Regions from separate parts of the Homo sapiens genome. Here region 1 is linked to region 2. A link is an interaction called in ENCODE POLR2A ChIA-PET data of the cell type or tissue named here. Cell type or tissue: PC-9. All regions are shown on one strand.

What was found. Peaks named below come from ENCODE experiments on the same cell type or tissue, not always from the same donor. Only the 100,000 strongest peaks of a DNase experiment are listed, where the experiment ranks them.
Region 1: POLR2A ChIA-PET joins it to region 2 with 5 read pairs; 1 of 35 experiments calls an interaction of 5 or more read pairs at or near these places.

The regions. Positions count from the first base shown.
Region 1 is chr5:57,801,656-57,805,655 of GRCh38, reverse strand. No RefSeq gene overlaps it. Among named protein-coding and RNA genes, the nearest start is that of LINC02225, 96 kb to the left of the region's middle. In PC-9, no CTCF peak of the experiment used is centred here; a DNase peak (open chromatin) is centred at 1,545; H3K27ac peaks cover 1,171 bases.
Region 2 is chr5:57,480,598-57,484,597 of GRCh38, reverse strand. ACTBL2 (actin beta like 2) reads left to right here and starts at 1,787. Exons shown (of 1, transcript NM_001017992.4): 1 at 1,787-4,000. The coding sequence starts at 1,891. The coding sequence ends at 3,021. All of the region lies in intron 1 of RMEL3 (enriched in melanoma 3), which reads right to left. In PC-9, no CTCF peak of the experiment used is centred here; a DNase peak (open chromatin) is centred at 1,697; H3K27ac peaks cover 414 bases.

The sequences.
Region 1 (4,000 bases), 320 kb before region 2:
TACGTATATAAATTCTTATTTTGGTCTCTTTTGACTCAAAGGAGGGAACTAAGAAAGAGGTCTGATCTATTTTAGGCCCCAAATTAAGGATGACCAATTTAAAATTCATCAACACAGTATTTATAAATAAAACAAGACTCAGTTGAAGTGATAATACTTCCTCCCTGTCTCCCACTCTCTGAAGTGTTGCAAGCTTACCTTCAGGCCTAAAATTAGGGCAGCCTTGCTGAGTCATTAATAAATTTTGCCCCTATACCTCATAAGACCATAAAATCCTTGACAACAATACTTAAAAGCTTGTCTTCCTGAGCCCACACTTCTCTCATGGAACCAGACCCAAATTCCATTATGGTTCCAGAAAACTATTCCTGGCAAATCAGATCATTGCCAGTGACCTAGAGGCATCCACTTACTTTGGCAGAGAGGGTATTTTCCTCCTTACAGAAGTAGAAATGAGGTTATCTTCCTTAGCTTCAATCAGTCACCAAATTTCCCTTATTAGTGATTTATTTTGAGAAGAATCTTTCTTCTTATGGGAACTCAGAGATTCAGACATACTGTTGGGATTGGTAGGGACTTAGTGTTCATAAAACCCAAGTTCCTCATTGGACACCTAATAAACAACAAACACAGGACTATCAGGAGAAGTCTTATGTATAACTAGTAGATTAAAAAAAAAACTTCAGAGTTCTAGTCGTATTTCTCTTGTAATTACTCAACATCATAGTAACATGAAATCCAGTGGATAACATAAAATTACCCTATATTCAAACATTCACTCATTCAATTCATAATATTCATCAGGAATTTGTGCAAGCTCCTGTACTAGATACTAACTATAAAACAAAGAATACAATTGATGTGGTTTCTGCCTTCACAGGACTTAATTTAGTGGGTTACAAAGACAATATGAAAGGCAGCTATGATCATGTGATGCTTATGTATGAGGGAAGAACAGGGGTGTGACAGGAGCATATGGGTTGAGAAACTGGTAGACGGGGAGACCTAAAACATTCCTGAACATTTTTGGACATCAAGGAAGGCTTTCTGGATAAAGTAACACATAAGCTATACTCTGAACAATCAGTTAAGAGTTAGCTGAAAATGAGAATGGGGATAAAAAGGAGGAGTGTCCCAAGCAAATCCAAAGACCCAGAAGTAAGTGAAATAAAGCAAATTCAATGAACCATAGCCATGCAGTCTAGCAAGAACTCAGGTAGTCCAGGACAGCATAGTGAGCCACAAGGCTGGAAAAGCAAGCAAGACTCAGATTATAAACTGTATCATTATACGCTGCATTAAAGAGTTTGAACTTTTGTCTAAAAGTTTTGGAACCAAATAAGGAACTTTAGCATCTGGAAAAGATTACTGTGGTTACATTATGTATGGGAAATGAATTGGAAAAGAATAGACTTAAGCCAAGGAAGTCAGTTATGGGGAGGTTGCTTAGGAATCCAGACATGCGATGTTGTAGTCTGAACTAAAAATAGTGAATGCATTTCAGAAATATTTATGCAGTTGAATGGGCAGACCTGTGATTTACCAGGGCAAACAAGAATAGCCAAGAGCTTATCCCTCTCTATATCTCCCTTGCCCAACAGCACATAAATATGAGACATCACAGATCAAGCCAGCAATAAAACTCCTGGAGTAAACCACCTGACCTCCAATGCTTCTAGGTTAAAGTCTTCAAGATTTATAGGATGAAGTCTAACAAAAGCCGTCCTTTCTCACTAGTGTTCATTTTGCAGATACTTCTTGAGGGTCTCCTGTGTTTCAAGCATTAGCCCATGTCCTGGGAATAGAAATGAAAAGGACACAGTGTCCACACTTAAAGATCACTGTATTGTAAAGGAGGCAAATATATGAATGGATAATTATAAAACAATGCATAAGTAAAGTTTTGCTAACTCTGAATGAGTATATAGAAACACATAATCCAACCAAGGAAATCATGAAAGCCTCCGTGGGTACCTTCATAGGAGGTTTCCAGGGCTCATTCATAAAAATGAGTAGGAATACATAGAAGAAAGGAGGAAAAGGGAGGTATGGTATCAATAAAGGCATAAAATTAAAAAATTACATGGTTTCTGGATGAGGGACATAAGCAATACTGCACAACTGAGGCATGAAGTGAGAGGCAGAGTGCTGTAAGATAAAGGTCAAGAGGTTCATAGGGATGGCCTGCTGGGCCATGTTAAGAAGATTGTATTTTAACTGCTAGGCAATGGAAAGCTATTGAAAATACTGAAAATAGCAAAACATAAGTTTAATTTTCCTTTTTAGTATAGTGGTGAGTGAAAAAAAGGTCCAATAAAATCAGATTTGTGTTTTTGATACCGATACTATGATATATGTACAGAAAATGTGATTTAAAGGAATATATCTAAAAGTAAGAATGCAGGAGGCTCTTGAAAAAGTCAGAAAGAGAAATGATGAAGGCATGATCAGTGCCTGATATCAAGCAATGTTAGAGATGGAGAGAAAAATGAATGAGAGAATCTTAGAAGAAAACACAGGCAGAATTTTGTGATAGATTGTATTGGGATTGGTAAGGGAGCAGGACAAAAAAAGTGTAGTTAGTTTCTAACTTGAGGGACTGGGTAGGTCTAATCATTGAAATAGAGAATACCGAAGATGAGTTCATTTTGTTTATTGCATTATAAATGTCTAGGTAACATATGGCTGTAACTCTGGTATGTTGAAATATATGTAAGTCCAGATCATCAAGATGATGTAGACTTTTGAGTTATCAACATATGGGTGTCAAAGAGACTCTAGAAACAAATGGGGGCAGCTATTTATTTATTGTCTAATTGATCAAACACATATTTACTACTTTGTAAGTGTATCAGAATATTACATAGAGGAGAAGTGTGCCAAGAACAGAACACTGACAGCTAAAAAGACTAACATTCAAGAGGTGAAAAAAGGCAGAGGTATCTACAAATGAGACAGTGGAGAAACCATCAGATAGTTTCAAGAAGAACCAAGAGTGTGGGTATCACAGAAGTCAGGAAAACAGAAAGCAAAATGAATAATTCTAGTAAAATAAGGATTAAAATGACATTTGCAAGAAGACATAACTATCCTAAATATATATGCGTTCAACATTGGAGCACACAAATTCAGAAAACAAGTTCTTCTTGGCCTACAAAAAGACTCAGACAACCACCCAATAATAGTGGGAAACGTCAACACCCCACTGACAGCATTAGACACCCCATCGAGGCAAAAAACTAGCAAAGAAATCCTGGACTTAAACTTGACACTTGACCAATTGTAACTAATAGGCATCTACAGAACACTCCACCCAGTAACCACAGAATATTCATTTTTCTCATCTGTACATGGAACATTATCCAAGATCAACCACATGCTCAGTCATAAAGGAAGTTTCAATAAATTCAAAAACATTGAAATCAAACCAAGCACACACTCAAACCACAGTGCAATAAAAATAGAAATTCATATCAAGGGGATTTCTAAAAACTATGCAAATTCGTGGAAATTAAACAACTTGTTCCTGAATAATTTATGGACGAACATAGAAATTAAAGCAAAAATCAAAAAATTATTTGAAATTGATGAAAATAGGGACAACACTCACCAAACTGCCTGGGATACAGCTAAAGCCGTGTTAAGAGGAAAGCTAACGGTACTAAATGGCTTTATCAAGAAGTTAGAAAGATTTAAAATTAACAATCTAACTTTGCACCTGAAGGAACTAGAAAAAAAAGAGAGCCAACCAACCCCAAGGCCAGTGGAAGAAAAGACATAACAAAATTTAAAGAAGAACTGAATGAAATTGACATGCAAAAATCCATACAAAAGATCTTCTCTCTTTCTTTTGTTAATCTAGCTAGCTGTCTACCTATCTTGTATGTTTGTTTGTTTCTTGAAGGAGCAGCTCTTGGTTTCATTGATCTTTTGTATGAGGTACATTGGGAAAATGAGGCCCAAAATGATTAAATAAATTATTCGTAGACACATAAATAAA
Region 2 (4,000 bases):
TGTGCATGTAGTTTGTTATGGGATTTTAAAAAATTCCCAGAAGCACCATCCTATAGCAATAAAATGTTGTTTTAATCAAAAGCTTGGTTGTACTACATAACAAGGAAGTTCATAAAACCATTCAGTGTGAAGGTTTTTAACACTGTTGAAGAAGGAATTTTGCAGTTACAGAAAAGATTAAAGGAAAGGACTGTTTTGGTGAGCCCTAAAGCAAAACCATGGATCTTGTGATGAAACATACATTCTGCCATGACTGATTGTCACCAGAAAGGTTTTGAAGGCATATTACAGCACTGGATAAAATAAATCTATATCAAGCTATAGACAAAGAAGAGGGCTGGATGCTCACAGCTTGATGCTACACCATGACTCTCCAAGAGGCTCACTGGGCAAAGACTCAGGTTAGTTCTCCTGGCCTTGAGCTGGAGGGTGTTTTTTGTCCAGTAAATAGGGGCTGTGCTACCTCTTACAAAGCAAGCTTTATTGGGTAAATGAATGAATGATGAACCCAAATAAAGATTATTTTGGAGAACTCAGATGTAGACATGGAAAATTTCTTTGCTTTACAAGAGCTCACAAAGATAATTATATTCTATTCGCCTAACACATAGGGGAGCAGAAGTAATGAGCTTTCTTAAATGCTATTTCTCTGTAACACATTGCTGATGTCCTACATTTTACCATCATACACATCTTTTCAGGTAGTCTGTATTTCTATATGAAACATGGAACCCAAACAAATTGTTGCTATGAAGTGATCAGGGTGTAATATATCTTGAAATGGAAGGAAAGCTAGTATAATTCTAATTGTATAGATTTTAATAACTACATAGAGGTTTAATGTTATAATATAGTATATGTATCTTGAAGATCAAAATGTTTTAAGGATTAGTTTAAATATATAATTTTTCAAATTTGTCTTATCACTTCATTTTGTCCATTGTTGCAGAACTCAAGAGTTGTTGCAAATAAATAAATTTTTATAACCTGCATCTTAATAAATCATGCAAAATAGTTGACATTCAGTCATTATACAATTAACATGGACCCAATGAACCTGGTTCTATGAACAATGTCTAGACACAGTAAATGTTTAATGAAATTTGGTTGTTAGAAATTTATATCAGAAAAAAGTATCTATATGGGTTAACTTTAGCAATCATTCTATTCCTTTCGCTTGATCTCTGATGGATTAGAAGTCTATTAAATATCTCTACATTTTGCTTGACACAAGTGCATTGTAATTACAGCCATCAGGCCATCCTTAGCCATTTATTATTTTCATTTACTAAAACAGTCTCTACGATGATGACACCCTGTGGGATTAGGAATCTAATGGAAACAAAAATCTTGAAAAAGTGAAGATTGCAGGGTAAGACCCCTCATCAGAACAGTATCTTAAGAATGAAAAGGTAAGCTAGTGTAGGAAAAGTGAATCCTCAGGGACGCTAAGGAGGGAGCCTTCCTCCCAGCAGTGTTGCCATACCTAGCACCAGCTTTCTTTCATCTTGCTTTTATATCCCCCACTGCATCATCATAGTTATCTAGAGACCTCACCAGGCAGGCTGACGGTCATGTGTGGGTTGCCTAATTACAGGAACCTGAGATTTGACCACTTGGCAGCCAATTTTCTCTTTATGTAGAAAGATCTAATTGTTTATGTAATCATCACCATCATTAATACCTCAGAGATGACCTCATCCAGAAATGCTGGGAACTGGTGGAGTAGGACATGGGCGGAGTCAGTGTGTTCCTTTAAATACCTGTGGTCCCGGTGCAGCCTCCCGTGTCTGAAAGCATTTCTGGAGTGTTTTAGGCCTGTTCACTTTCTCTTACTCACTGTCTATTCACTTGTCCTGTTCACTCGTCTGGAAGATCTCAGCCAGCACCATGACTGACAATGAGCTGTCTGCCTTGGTAGTGGATAATGGGTCAGGGATGTGCAAGGCAGGCTTTGGTGGTGACGATGCCCCCCGGGCTGTGTTCCCCTCCATGATAGGGCGTCCTCGACACCAGGGCGTTATGGTAGGCATGGGCCAGAAGGACTGCTACGTGGGAGATGAGGCTCAGAGCAAGAGAGGCGTCCTGACCCTGAAGTATCCTATCGAGCATGGAGTGGTCACCAACTGGGACGATATGGAAAAGATCTGGTACCACACATTCTACAATGAGCTCCGTGTGGCACCAGATGAGCATCCCATCCTCCTCACCGAGGCACCCCTGAACCCCAAGATCAACCGGGAAAAGATGACTCAGATCATGTTCGAGGCTTTCAACACACCAGCCATGTATGTCGCCATCCAGGCTGTGCTGTCCCTCTATGCCTCAGGACGGACCACAGGCATCGTGATGGATTCTGGGGATGGGGTCACTCACATCGTGCCCATCTATGAAGGTTATGCCCTGCCTCATGCCATTCTACGCCTGGATCTGGCAGGGAGAGACCTGACTGATTACCTCATGAAGATCCTGACAGAGCGAGGCTATAACTTCACCACCACTGCTGAGCGGGAGATTGTGCGAGATGTCAAAGAGAAGCTGTGCTACGTAGCCCTGGACTTTGAGCAGGAGATGGTCAGGGCAGCCGCATCCTCCTCACCGGAACGGAGCTATGAACTTCCTGATGGGCAGGTGATCACCATTGGGAATGAACGCTTCCGATGCCCTGAAGCCATTTTCCAGCCTTCCTTTCTGGGCATTGAGTCCAGTGGGATCCATGAGACAACCTTCAACTCTATCATGAAGTGCGATGTGGATATTCGCAAGGATCTCTATGCCAACACCGTGTTATCTGGAGGGAGCACCATGTACCCAGGCATTGCTGACAGGATGCAGAAAGAAATCATAACCCTGGCACCCAGCACCATGAAAATCAAGATCATAGCTCCCCCAGAGCGGAAGTATTCTGTTTGGATTGGGGGCTCCATCCTTGCCAGCCTGTCCACATTCCAGCAGATGTGGATCAGTAAGCAGGAATATGATGAGGCTGGTCCTCCTATCGTTCACAGAAAATGTTTCTGAATGGGCTTCCATATTAGTGGGCTTACATTTTCCCTTTTCCTAGGTCACAGTGATGGTACTGCTTTTATCCGCTTTCAGTAGAATCGAGGTAAATACGTCACTCTTCCTAGTGTAAACCAGCAAACCCATCTCTCCATCCAAGTAACCTGGGCTCTTACCCAGATAACCACATCCGGTTCTCCATCAAGTGAAGGTGAATTCTAATACCATATTCCTTTTTCTTTGCCTATACTGTTCAAAGATAGGTAGGCCAGCTTAAATACATATAAGTGACAAGGAGTAAAATCACGAGAAATGTCATTTCAGAATGGATAACTATAATTATCAAGCTTTAAAACTTAGTTCTCGCTAAAATATTTAACAAGAACAGGCTGTATAAACTTGTTTAAAAAAAAAAGGTGCGTATGCATTTAGCAGCCGTGTCTTACTAGTTAAGTATCTTTGTTTTGTTTACTTCTTTGTATGGAGATAATGAATTATAAAGTTCAATAATATCCATATATACATAAGCACCAGGGAAATAAAATATATTGTGAAATATGCTGATGTATCTAGCTATCTGAACAGCTAATGTGAATTTCTTTACTCCCAAAAGTCATCGTTGTACTAGGTACATATTTTAATTGTTTCCCTTACTAAATAAGCATAATGAGACAGCCACCATTCCATTAATGTTTATAAATCATCTAAATTTTCAGCTCATAGTGGAGTTCTGCTGGTCAAATTATATTTTAATATCTTTCTTACTGAACCTTCTCATACCAAAACTACAGACAATGTCTAATTCTTAAGAGAGATAGATATTATAATATCAAATTAATGTCATTATGGTACAATTTGACAGAGGTAATTTTATTTCTATTTCTTAGTGTAATAGCACATCTTAAATAATTTCTGTAGACCAGGATTACAGATACTTCTCTTGTGCAAGGATTTCACTGTGGGAAAATATAGCTGCAGCATCTTTATTAATTATACA